Regions from separate parts of the Mus musculus genome. Here region 2 is linked to region 1. The links are chromatin contacts, found by Hi-C in ENCODE. All regions are on one chromosome and are shown on one strand. Each heading gives the region's core, a stretch centred on a gene start or an enhancer-like site at or near the end of the contact. The rest is flanking DNA. Distances are from core to core; before and after follow the strand shown.

Region 1 (5,547 bases), core at 1,475-3,974:
AAAGATTTATTTATTATTAAACATAAGTATACTGTAGCTGTCTTCAGACACACCAGAAGAGGACATCAGATCTCATTACAGGTGGTTTTGAGCCATCATGTGGTTGGCTGAGATATTAACTCAGGACCTTCAGAAGAACAGTCAGTGCTCTTAACTGCTGGCTCACCAGCCACAGAAAAAAAAAAAAAAAAAAAAAAAACAGAAAAAAAGGACATCTTACCTGGCCCTCAACAAACTGGAGGTGGAAAAAGTCAATGTTAAAAACACTACTTTATGACAGACAAAATTATTCACTGGCATGTACCTGCCATTCTCCTCACAAAGTTCACATACATTTATATATTTTCTCAAAACAAGAACAAAAAATTTCCTGACTATCTACCTTGAAGCAGGTCTTCTATACTTCTGGAGAGAGAATCAAAGAAGAAACTTGAGACTCTGGTTCAACACAGTTCCTCTCTGGCAGGCATCCTACTCACAACAGCCCAGGATCCACAGCTCCTCTACCTCATCAGTCAGCGCCCTGTCTACCTACTCCAATCTCTAAAAACCATTTCACCAGAGTACCCAAAGTATAGCCCAATCCCCAGACATCCTGCCACGCGAGCTCACAGACCTAAGAGTCATAGATGAATGCACTTGAGCACTTTACTTTTAGGCTTTTTCTACAATGAACTTGAATTGCCTGTCTTCTACATAAAACCCTCCACTCCATCTTCTCTCCCACTGCTAACTGGTAGCATACCCACCTAGCATACTTTAAGTCCTGGATTAGATTCCCATAAGACTTTACACATGACAGTACACACCTCTTATGCCAGAACAGGAGAGGTAGAAGCAGGAGGATCAGATGTTAAGGGTCACTCTCATCTACATAGCAAGTTCAAAGTCAATCTAAGCTACATAAGACCCTATCTCAGACAGACAGACATCGACACACAGACACACACACACACTCTGCTGGGTTTTGGCCATTATAGAGGAATCCTGATGTTACTTGATTTTGTGACTCTGCTTCTTCCTCAGAAGCCAACTCTTCTAGTTTAAATTGTCTTAGTGCATGCAAGTCCCTTTTCAGTGCCTCCATTTGTAACTTTGGTAAAGTTTTTCAAAACTTCAACGCATCTTCAACCAAATACATACAACAGGTACCTATCCTACAAGATTCATTCCCAAACATCACCAAGAAACCTGCTTCATACTAGAATGCCAAAGCCTGGTCCTACTATACTGCTGTCTGATGAAGACAACAGCAACTCATTTTTTTTACTGAAAGCCTACTAATGTACCCAGCTGCGTTCACAATGTTCCAAACTGGCAACTCGTTTCAAGAGCTTAAATACAATTATTTATTTGTCTTATAAAAATGAGTAATCTGAGGCTCTCAGAAGTAACTCAGCCGGAGCCACACAAAAGTGCTTGTGAAAACAAAGCTGTAGTAAATGAAAAATAGGTGCCACCAAACCACTAAACAACTAACTCTCAACGGGACGACCAACGAATGGGCCAGGAGGACTCTAAGAAGTGTTCTCAGCTAAGTTTGGAGCATGTTCAGAAAGATGCCAAAGCAATAAGGAGCTATCTCAAGAACGCACAAGACAGACGGAAAGGTGCTCATACATTCGGCGCACTCGATTAAATGCACGTTAACTTAATTTCTATTTTACTTCCTTCCTTCTGCTGTTCCGCTCACCGTGACATAATCTACAACATTTCTGGACGCAAACACCACCGTAGGTAAGTTTGTCCTAACTGGCTTCTATCCCGGCAAGGGTGGCGTGACTGGAAAGGTAAGAGAAAGGACCCAGGTCCTAAGATAAGCAGAGAGGTGCAGACGTAAACGGGCAGCCTGTCCGGCTGTAAAGAAGTCACGGAAAAAACAAAGTTGCAGCCACAACGGCTTCTAACAGAGCGAAGCGCTGTGCACGAGCTGAGATCGAAAGGAGCTGGAGAAACACCAGGCTCCGGGGGAGGTCCGGTCGGCGGCCACCGGGCTGCAGAAGACACCGAGGGGGCGCGTCCCTAACTGATCAAATAAGTGATCAAGGGCCTAGCAAATGCCAAGCGAGGAGCGCCGGGCGACAAGTCGCGACCTCGCCCCCGGGGTGAGCCAGGTGACCCGAGCCCGCACCCATGCACCGCGAGGGTCCCCGGGGTCCGCGCAGTCGCCGCCCCGCACCGCAGACCCCCGCGGGACAGCCACGGCTCCCGGAGCTTCCCCGCGCGTGCGCACACGCTACCAGAGCCGGCGGAGGGCTGCGGACGGCGGGAAAAGCTGCCTCACCTCCGTGTTCCTCCACACTCCCCCTTTGATCATAATCCGGGGCATCTTAGCGGCAGAGTGTCCCGGCAAGGGAGCCGAGGAGAGCTTCGAGAAAGTAGTAACGGCGCTCCGGGCACGGGACGCAAAAGGCCACTTCCTCCCAAGAGCGACCTTCTGCTTTGAAGAGCTCTGCGCAGGCGCGGCGTGGGCAGCCCCGGGAAATCTCGCGAGATCTTAGCGGCCGAAGGCAAAAGACGCGGGCGGCCAGGCTGCAACCTTAAGACTGATGGAGACTAATCAAACCGCAGGTGCCAAGGCGCCCGACGTGTCGCGCGCAGGTCCGAGACTAGGGTGAAGGAAAACAAAACTCTCGCGAGATGCCAGAGTTGGAACTTGACCGGGAACGCAGTGAAGGGATTGGTCCTGACGTCACGCGGAGGGCAGTGCCGGGGGTGGGGAATAAATGTGAGGGGTGTGGCGTTCCTCAGCACGCTTGGTCCCCAGGGAGCGCTGTTTGTTTGTTTGTTTGCTTGTTTGTTTGTCTGTTTGTTTAACGGAGCGCTGCGCTGGGCATCCCGGCGACCGACGAGGACTTCGCTGAGTCCTCGGGGAGATGCAAACGAGTCCGTTCTCTTTCTAGGAGCTCCAACTCGCAGCGCCAAGCGCCGAGGATGCCGGACGGACTCAAGATCCTAACTCTAACCTGAGGGACTGAGCGACTGCTCGCCCCAAAGTGTTCGCTCTCCTTCCTGGAAGAGCCACAAGGGGTTCGAGGCGACGCCCTAGGGACCCTTGGGAAGCGTCACGTCAGCCGCTTTCCCTCATCCCTCGCTGTTGGGTGTCTGTGGAACAAACTCGGTGAGTTGCGGGAGTCTCGCCCCTGGAATCCGGGGTCGTCCTCTGAAGAGTGGAACAAACAACTTGTTCATCAAATCAGAGGGCGGCTGCGAGTCCACAAAGTCTCGGTGAAGTGGAAATTGTCAGACTCTCTGCCATCTCCTCTCTCTTTTCCCACGCAGATTTCTCCACTATTCCAGAGCAATTAATTACTTGGTGTCACCCCAGGTCCCTAGGGAAAGATTTTATTCCGTGCATAGCGGCTCTGGTTTGTTGTCACTGTTCATGCTTCCGTTTGCCCCTTCTAGAAGACATGACGGATTTTCCGATTCGATTTTTGTTACGATTTTTTTCCTTGAAATAGGAAATTGTATCAAAATATCACTGCTTTCAGTTGAGAGGGAGGTAGTGTAGTGTTATGAAGAACACTTGGGTTTAGTGACCTACAATCTCATTTCACTCCTGTCATCTGACAGGATGACAGGTTAACAAGCCATTTTCTGCCTCTGGTACTCTTTGCAATGCTCTCTTGTAAAGATGTGTAACCATTACCTCCTGCCAACATCACTTAGTTGTATGGTTTTTATCCCACACACCCAGGTCACACACCATTTGGTTGACCAGATCAAAGCAAATCTGAACACTCCTCTCTGGGGATCTTAACGCTAGGATCCAAAAGAGGTCAGTGTTTCTGCTAGCTGATAAGCCTCTAACCTACCAATTGTGTGGCACCTAACAATTGTATTTTGAACTACATGGTCCCTGGATCTAGAACATTCCCAAGTCGTAACTACTTCCATATCCCCCTTTTGGATTTAGTCATTGAAGTTAGCTTTCCATTATTTGTAATCGAGAGGCCTAATAAATCCACAGTTGAACCAGTCCTCTTTCACATAGGCTATTCCAAAGGATCATGACAGTGACTTCTTCCACTCAACATTCTGTCATCTTTATGCTAACTTTAAAAAAGGTATCTCTTCCTTAAAACATGTTAATGTCACCTGCTAGAAAATTGTTACAAAGGATTGGTATTTTGACAACAGAACATACTTCATCAACCTATTGAGATCTATCCTTGTCTGTGGTGTGGATTCAAGTCAGATGCTCCAATATTGCCCCTTTTATTATGTGAATTAGTCCTCCAAGTGCCATGTAGGCCCCTCTCTGCACAGCAGCCCTGGCAACTGTCTTTGAACATAGGTGGTGTGTCCTTAGGATGCAGTATCTGAGATTAGCGCCCCATATCCAGAAACAAAGAGATAGGTTCCACATCTTCCTCACTCAGCCAACATACATTTTCCCAAATGTCCCTCAGAAAGTCAGTTGCATGGGAAACTCTATAAATACATGTTTCATGATTACTTCACTTCAAACAAACAAAAAAAGACCCCACATTTCCCATCCTCTACTTTACCAAAATGAAAGCCAATAAGAACTTGTAAAATGAGGAAGTCTCTTTTTCCCTGTTGTGAGTTGAAATACATCTCCAAGTGGATACATTCCCATCCTAACTCTTGGTACCTATACATGTGAACTCATTTGGAAATATTGTGGAGTCTTCACAGATGTGATTGGGTTAAGATGAGACCATACTAGTGTGAACTCTCCAGCCAGCTATCTAAGGAAAGTGGTGTGTACTTTTAATTCTGAGCCATTCACCACAGTTCCTCTTACTGCGCTGATCATGCCTGGATTCCTGTATATCTGACTGATCCGTGGCGTGGGGATCTGCTTTAAAACAAGTTAGTTATGCTCCAGAATACACATATACAAAAGGATTCATTGGAATGATTTTGGAGCTGTCATAGTTGTCACACACAGTTACACTATTCAAAATAAACACTTGAAAATGATGTTTGATAACTCCCTTCTATAGTTTTCAGGACTGTGATGACTATTCTTCGTTGTCAACTTGACTATATCTGGAATCACCTACAACCCAGAAATGGAGAAGAGCACACCTGTGAGAGATTGTCTGCTTAAAGTGGATGAATCCACTTCTAGTCCAGACCTTTGAGGTAGGAAGACACACATTTTTAATCTCAATCTCGAGGTGGGAAGACACAAGTCTTTAATCCAAATCTTAAGAGATGTCTTTTGTGAACATATGAGCCATACTTTCAGCTGGATGTCTGTATAAGGACGTAAAAGAAGGAAGCTTTTACTCTTTGTCTATCTGCTCTTGCCTTGCTAGCACATCCATTCCCTCACTGGTATTACAACCTACTTCTGGATTGCAGCATATACTGAAGACCACCTGAGACATGCAGCCTTGTGGGACTGAGCAACCACTAGATTTTTAGACTTTTTATTGTTGGATTAGCTGGACTACAGAGGAAGGAGAGAGAGATTGATTCCATAAGTTCTGTGACTCTAAAGAACCCTGACTAATACAGATTTTGGTACCAGAAGTGGTTCTAGAGAAGCAGAAGTATAAGGATGAATCT
Region 2 (6,122 bases), core at 1,099-3,598, about 26 Mb after region 1:
GAAATGATGTCAGAGGGTGGTGTGGAGGTAGGGAAGACGGTCGGAGGCTGGCTACTACCGCAGGAGTAGTGCTGGTATAGGACTATAGTCTCAGATACCCAGGAGACTGAGGATTGAATGTTCAAGGCCAGCCTGGTCAGCAGTACAGTTCTTGACTGGTATGTTCAGTCTCCAGTAAACACACACACACACACACACACACACACACACACACACACACACACACACACACACTCACAAATACATCCAGGTCCAGGATCTCCTGGGTATACTATAGTGAAAGTCATTTTAGGGAGAGGGGACCAAGGGGGCCTCACAGCAGAACTAGCCAGTAAGGGAGATGAGGGAAGGAGGGAAGGAGGAGAGCGCACTGCTGCCTACATAATGGCGGAGCTGAGGGGCTCTGTTGTGTTTCTGAAATTCCTTCCTGTTCCTAGAACTTTTTATAATCTACCTACAAGAAAGAAAACATGCTGTTTTCTCTGTGTGTCTGTCTCTGTGTCTTTCTCTGTGTGTCTCTCTATCTTTTTCTGTCTCTGACTCTCTCTCTTTCTCTGTGTGTGTGTGTGTGTGTGTCTGTCTGTCTGTCTGTCTGTCTGTCTGTCTGTGTCTGTGTGTCTGTCTTGACTGGACCCAGAGCCTCACCCATGCTAGGCAAGCATTCTACCATTGAGTCACACCCCAGCTCTTCCCCTTTCTGTCAGTTCCTAAAAGTGTGGCCACATTTTGACCCTGCAGGTGACAGTCCCCTCCAGTGTTTCTCACTGTCCCCTGCCTTCCTCTGCGCATCTGCCCATGAGTGCTTCCATGCCCAGGCGTCTCACAGAGGAGGGGATGGTAGGATTGAAGGAACAGAGGTTCCTGGAGAAAAGTGAGCTCAGAATGCTACCCAGCGAGTGAGGAGTCTATTGGCTGCTCCTTGTTCCAGATCCCAACCAAGGTAGGAAAGGACTGGAGGTGAGCCACAGGCTCGGCAGCTTCCACGAGATGCCCAGCTGCCAGTATGTTCCTAATGTTGGCACCGGAATGAATAGGTGAGAAGTCAGGGCAAGTCAGGTAGAGCTGGCTGCTGGCTTTACAGGCCTCCAGGCTTTTCTCCCTGTGTGTGGGGTTGCACCGAGGCCAGGCTCTTCAGTGTCTGAAGGAGTGGTTATGTGTGTGTGTGTGTGTGTGTGTGTGTGTGCGTGTGTGTATGTGTGTATGTGTGTTCCCATGTGCGCACCTCTCTGTGGTCCTGGGTGATGCTTGCTGTCTCTCTAATGCAGCTAACTCACTACCTGCCGTGCTTACCTTGGGCTCCCCTGAGTGGGAGGAAGAGGAGGAGGAGATGGATCTTCGGGCTCTCAGGGAGTTGAGGCCCTTCTCCAACCCGGAACTGGGGCTGACAGATGCCCTCCAGTGCCTCAACAGCAATGACTGGTGAGGAGAGGCCTTCATTCTATGTCCTGTGGCTTGGTTTGTGTGGGGGTGATATTTAGGAGGGCTACAGAAGATGTCCTGCCCCCAGCTTCCCTGTTCCCTCATCCCTAGGGTCTGTTGCCAAGGAAGAATGTGTGTGTGTGTGTGTGTGTGTGTGTGTGTGCATTCATGCATGCACATATCTAGGTTCATATGTTTGGTAGCTCTAGCTACTTGTATATGCTCTGGGCCCTTCCAAGTCTGCCTGTGTGCTGGCCTGTGACATGTTAGAGCCAGGCATGGTTGGTAGGAATCTGACTACAGAACAAAGAGAAGGTCAGAGCTCTATTTCTCTAAATCAAGTTTGTTCATTTATGTGTTTTAAAACAGGGTCTCATGTCTCCCAGACTGTCCTTGAACTCAGTGAGAATGGCCTTGAACTTCTGTTCCCTCTGCCTCTGCCTCCTGAGTGCTGGGATGACAGCCATGTGCCACCACGTGCAGTTTATGCAGTGCTAGGGACCAAACCCATGACCTTGTGCATGCTAGGCAAGCATTCTCCTAGCAAAGATATAGCCCCATCTAAGTCAAGCTTAAAACAAGGGCTTCTCCCCACCCCACCTCCCCATGATGCAAATGAGACAAATGGTCTTAGTCACTAGTGAAGTAGTGACTGGTGACCTAGAACACTTCCAGAAGCCTTCCAATCTTTAGCCCCCATTTTAAGTAACTTCTTGGCATTGTCTATCTTGTATCAAAGACCCAAACAGATCCTGGGTGGCCAGACTGGAGGGCCAGCCAAGAGTCCATAAAACAGCTTGCATTGCCACCAGCTAGCTAGGATTCCTAGAAACCCTGCTTATGAGGCCTTGAAATCCCACCCTGCTGGGAGCTGTCTGCAGAGAAACAGGCCACCTCCCTCCTCCCCTCCTGTGACAAGCCTGGCCTTGCTTCTCAGGCAAATGAAGGAGAAGGGCCTGGTGAACATCCAGCGCCTGGCAGCTTGTCACTCGGAGGTCCTCGGTACACGGCTGCACGATGTGTCCTTGGCAGTGACTGCGGAGGTGAGGCCTACACACAGCTTCTGTACTTCGTCCCCTCCCCTAATCCATACACACCCTTTCCCTGTCTTAGCTGTTCAGGTGAGTTACACAGCAGCCGGTGACTCTCTGGAGCCTGTCTCTGCTTATTCATCAGCTTCCAGCCTCTGAGGTGGGAGTTACCCATCCCTCAGATGCCAGCACTAAGAACTGGGCTTTCTTTATCTTGTAATCTTTGGGAGTTGAAACATTTGGAGCTGTGCGCTCCCATTTGTCACTGTCCATTGTCTTCTGTGCTTGCAACATCGAAGGAAGGATGGAGTCCTCTGTCTGGGTTGATGCTCAACCTCAGGGCTGGCATAGCATTTCCCAAGGCTTGGATGTCAGCCTAGGTCCTGCCCTGAAAGACAGTAACATGAGCTTGATTCCAGTAGATGCCACTCTACAGCCTTGGGGAACGAACTGTCCTAGCGAGGGTGGGAGGGTTGTGATGCAGAGGACATCGTGTGGACCCTTGGCTGGAGCATGTCATGTGTTTGAGGGTTGGTTTCTGCCTCTGCAGCAGGAGTGTGGTGTGAGGAGTGGAGTGGGCCATTTCTGTGAACGTACTGCATTAGTTCTTTCTCCACCACTGTGGCAAAACTCTAGAGAGAAGCACCCGGAGGAAAAATTTATTTTGGCTCACGGTCTCAGGGGGATTTCAGCCCGTCATGGCAGGGGAGACGTGGCAACTGGGAATGCTTCTGTGTGGGCATGGTGATAGGAGTGTACTGTGCACCTTGTTCACACAATGGGCAAAGACAGCTAGCAGAGAGCCCAGTGGAGATAGGAGCCGGGCTAGAGCGTCAAAGGGCTGCCATGGTGACCTACTTTCATTGGTTAGGCTCCACCTCCTGAAAGTTGTTCATCTTCCTAAGGCAGCATCACCAACTCAGGGACAAGTGTTCATAGCATGGACTTGTGGGGGACATGTACAAACGTCAGACAATGTTGAAAATGGAATTATTAGTTCCAATGATAGTAAAGTAGGTGCGATAATGACGGCATGGGCTGTTCTGCCCAGAGATGCTGAAGGATTTTTTTTTAACTCTAGTGTGGCAAAGGATGAGAACAGAGCTTTGGTATACGTGAGGAAGTAGCAGAGGGGGCCACACAGTGTTTTTAGGGCACTTGGGAAGGTACAGCTGACCTGGAGGCCCCTTCTCCTCTCTCTCCAAGGTCACCAACCTCCGTTCCAAGGTATCCCGCCTGGCCATCAGCACCCTGGGAGACCTCTTCCGAGTTTTGAAGAAGAACATGGACCAGGAGGCTGAGGAGATTGTCCGCTGCCTTCTGCAGAAGATGGGGAACACCAGCGAGTTCATTCAGCGGGCAGCCAACCGGGCTCTGGGTGCCATGGTGGAAAACGTGACCCCTGCCCGTGCACTGGTGGCCCTCACATCTGCGGGTGTCTAGTATGTGCTGTTCCTGTGTGTGTGTATGTGTGTGTGTGTGTGTGTGTGTGTGTGTGTGTGTGTGTGTGTGTGGACACTGGTAGCCCTCACATCTGCAGGTGTCTTGTATGTGCTGTCTGGGTATGTGTGTCAGGGGAGAGGTACCGGCATATGGAATGAGCAGAGAAGGATGGGAGAGAGGACAGGGAGGAAGGAAACAGAAACTGCTGCTCTTGAGGGTCTTTTGGGATGCTGTGTGTGTGTGTGTGCGTGTGTGTGTCTCTCTCTGTGTGTGTCTGTGTTTCTGTGTGTGTATATGTGTCTGTGTGTGTCTCTGTGTGTGTCTGTGTGTGTGTGTGTATGTGTCTGTTTGTCTGTGTCTGTCTCTGTGTGTGCGTGCACGTGTGCGTGTGCACGCATCTGCATCTGTGTATGTCAGCATGCTGAGGCATCTTCCCAGGCCTCACTGAAAGCGCCTTACACATTTAGCAGAGGGAGCAAACCCCTGTATCCTGCAGGCTCCTGCTACCCTTCCTAGGCAGTCTTCAGAGAATGGGGTAAGCATGGCTGGAAGGAGAGGGTGCTGTTGTTCTGTTTCGGCTGGGAAAGTGCATGGTGGTCATGGTAACGCTTGGGAGACAGGGCTGTAGAAGCAGCCTCAGCTGTGCCCTTGAGGCTCCTGCCCCTCTCAGGGGAGCTGTGTTTCTTTCTGATGAAAATGTGGACCAGGAACAAAACTGACGTCTCTCAGGGGGAGGAGGTGAGCTACTGATAGACCTAGATTTACTTCCCCTCAAGTTAAAACCAAATCAGTAGCAAAACCAAAGGCATTTCCCAAGCCTTTGCTTCCACAAAAGAGAACGCCTCCCTACTTCTGCAAGCCACTTGTCACACAGAGGCATGCACCCCTCAGCCTACCTAGAGCCCACCGCACCAGTCGGCAGACCCTGGCTATTGTACCAGGAACTGTTGCAAAGTATCGGCTGCTCCTGAGCGCCACGACCTGGGTTCTCTGGGTCTGTCCTTCCTCAGAGGATGGAGATAATAATGGTGTTTCTCCCCTGCAGTGGTTCTGAGGTGCCAATCACTAGCTTCATGAGACAGCCTCTAGAACAGTGCAGGCTTTAGCTAACATTGTTGAACCCTGGCTGTGGTTGAATGAACCGGGGGAGAAACGATCCCTTTGCTCGATCCTTTTCTCTGTGCCTCAGCTTTTTCTCCTGTAGTATGATGGTGGCGGCAGCTCATGGTTGGTGGTAGATGATGGGTAAGGTGAGCCTGACATGGCACCTAATAGAGGGTGTGACAATGATCACTGACCACAAGGACCAGGGTAGACTGTCTTCAAATGCCTGGGTTCGAGTCTCTGAGTCTCTTTGCTTATGTGTCGATTCTGCTTTAGATCCAATGTGTGGATTTGTGGGTCACACTGAGTAGGGAGGGCTCTGGTTGTTCCCCCACTATGTGCACAACAGTGGGGAACACCGTGAACATTTCTGTGTGGAGTGTGTCAGTGCTGCCTGCCGGTCTGTAGGCACAGAAGCCTTGTTTTGAGAGAGGCAACACTTTAATGGGTTTCTTTTACCAGAGGTCAGGTTCCACCCATTCAATGGCCAAAAGTCTACCCAACTGTCACCAAGCATCACTCAAGTGCTTAGCACCAGCAGGGGCCTGGGAGAGGCAACAGAGGGCGATGTGGTTCCTGATTCTAGGGACCTGGCAGCCTGACTGGAGATTGGGGGTGGTGGTGGGGTATAAGAATACAACTATACTCACCAGGGGACCAAGTAGGTGCCAGCTCAGAGTCAGCATCTAGTTCTGTCTGGGGGACTAGAGAAGGAAGAGCAGACATTGACTGGGAGGGGCTTTCCTGTATGGAAGAAAGATGGCTACCCTCATGTACAGACAGGAGTTCCTAGGATCATGAATGCCCTGGAAATGGTGTGTACAAGCCCCTTTGGGGACAGCCATGTGGCTTCATGCAGCTGTTCTTCCCACTCCCATTAATGCTGTGGTCAACTTTGGCCCTTATCATTAGGAATAACTACTCAAAGGCCAATCCCCTGCCCCCAGTCATATGAGGGAGGTTTTGAAATCATGACTGGTGTGAACGTGTGTCTACAGTCTGCAGTTACAGATATGCATGTGTGCCAGTCTGGGGCCCTCACATCCCCACCCTGTCATCAACCTCTTGGCCGTGGTTGTTTCCTTTCAGCCACCGGAACCCCCTAGTCCGGAAATGTACAGCCAA

Evidence for each region. Hi-C counts contacts between places; a loop is a spot of excess contacts on that map.
Region 2: a map of T-helper 1 cell shows a loop between it and region 1 (74-fold over the local background). The contact joins the enhancer-like site here to the promoter of B230354K17Rik in region 1. A Hi-C loop is called at or near these places in 4 of 37 maps with a recorded cell type or tissue (T-helper 1 cell, T-helper 17 cell and regulatory T cell).

The regions. Positions count from the first base shown.
Region 1 is chr17:45,431,107-45,436,653 of GRCm38, forward strand. B230354K17Rik (RIKEN cDNA B230354K17 gene) reads left to right here and starts at 2,725. Exons shown (of 3, transcript NR_130961.1): 1 at 2,725-3,121; 2 at 4,977-5,118. Cdc5l (cell division cycle 5-like (S. pombe)) reads right to left here and starts at 2,601. Exons shown (of 16, transcript NM_152810.2): 1 at 2,285-2,601. The coding sequence starts at 2,329.
Region 2 is chr17:71,703,423-71,709,544 of GRCm38, forward strand. It overlaps Togaram2 (TOG array regulator of axonemal microtubules 2), which reads left to right. Exons shown (of 20, transcript NM_177087.4): 11 at 1,266-1,419; 12 at 2,357-2,462; 13 at 3,657-3,892; 14 at 6,087-6,122. Among named protein-coding and RNA genes, the nearest start is that of Togaram2, 33 kb to the left of the region's middle. Within about 2 kb of position 2,349, at least 2 of the 3 ENCODE cell types and tissues checked have a DNase peak (open chromatin) inside an H3K27ac peak, as active enhancers do.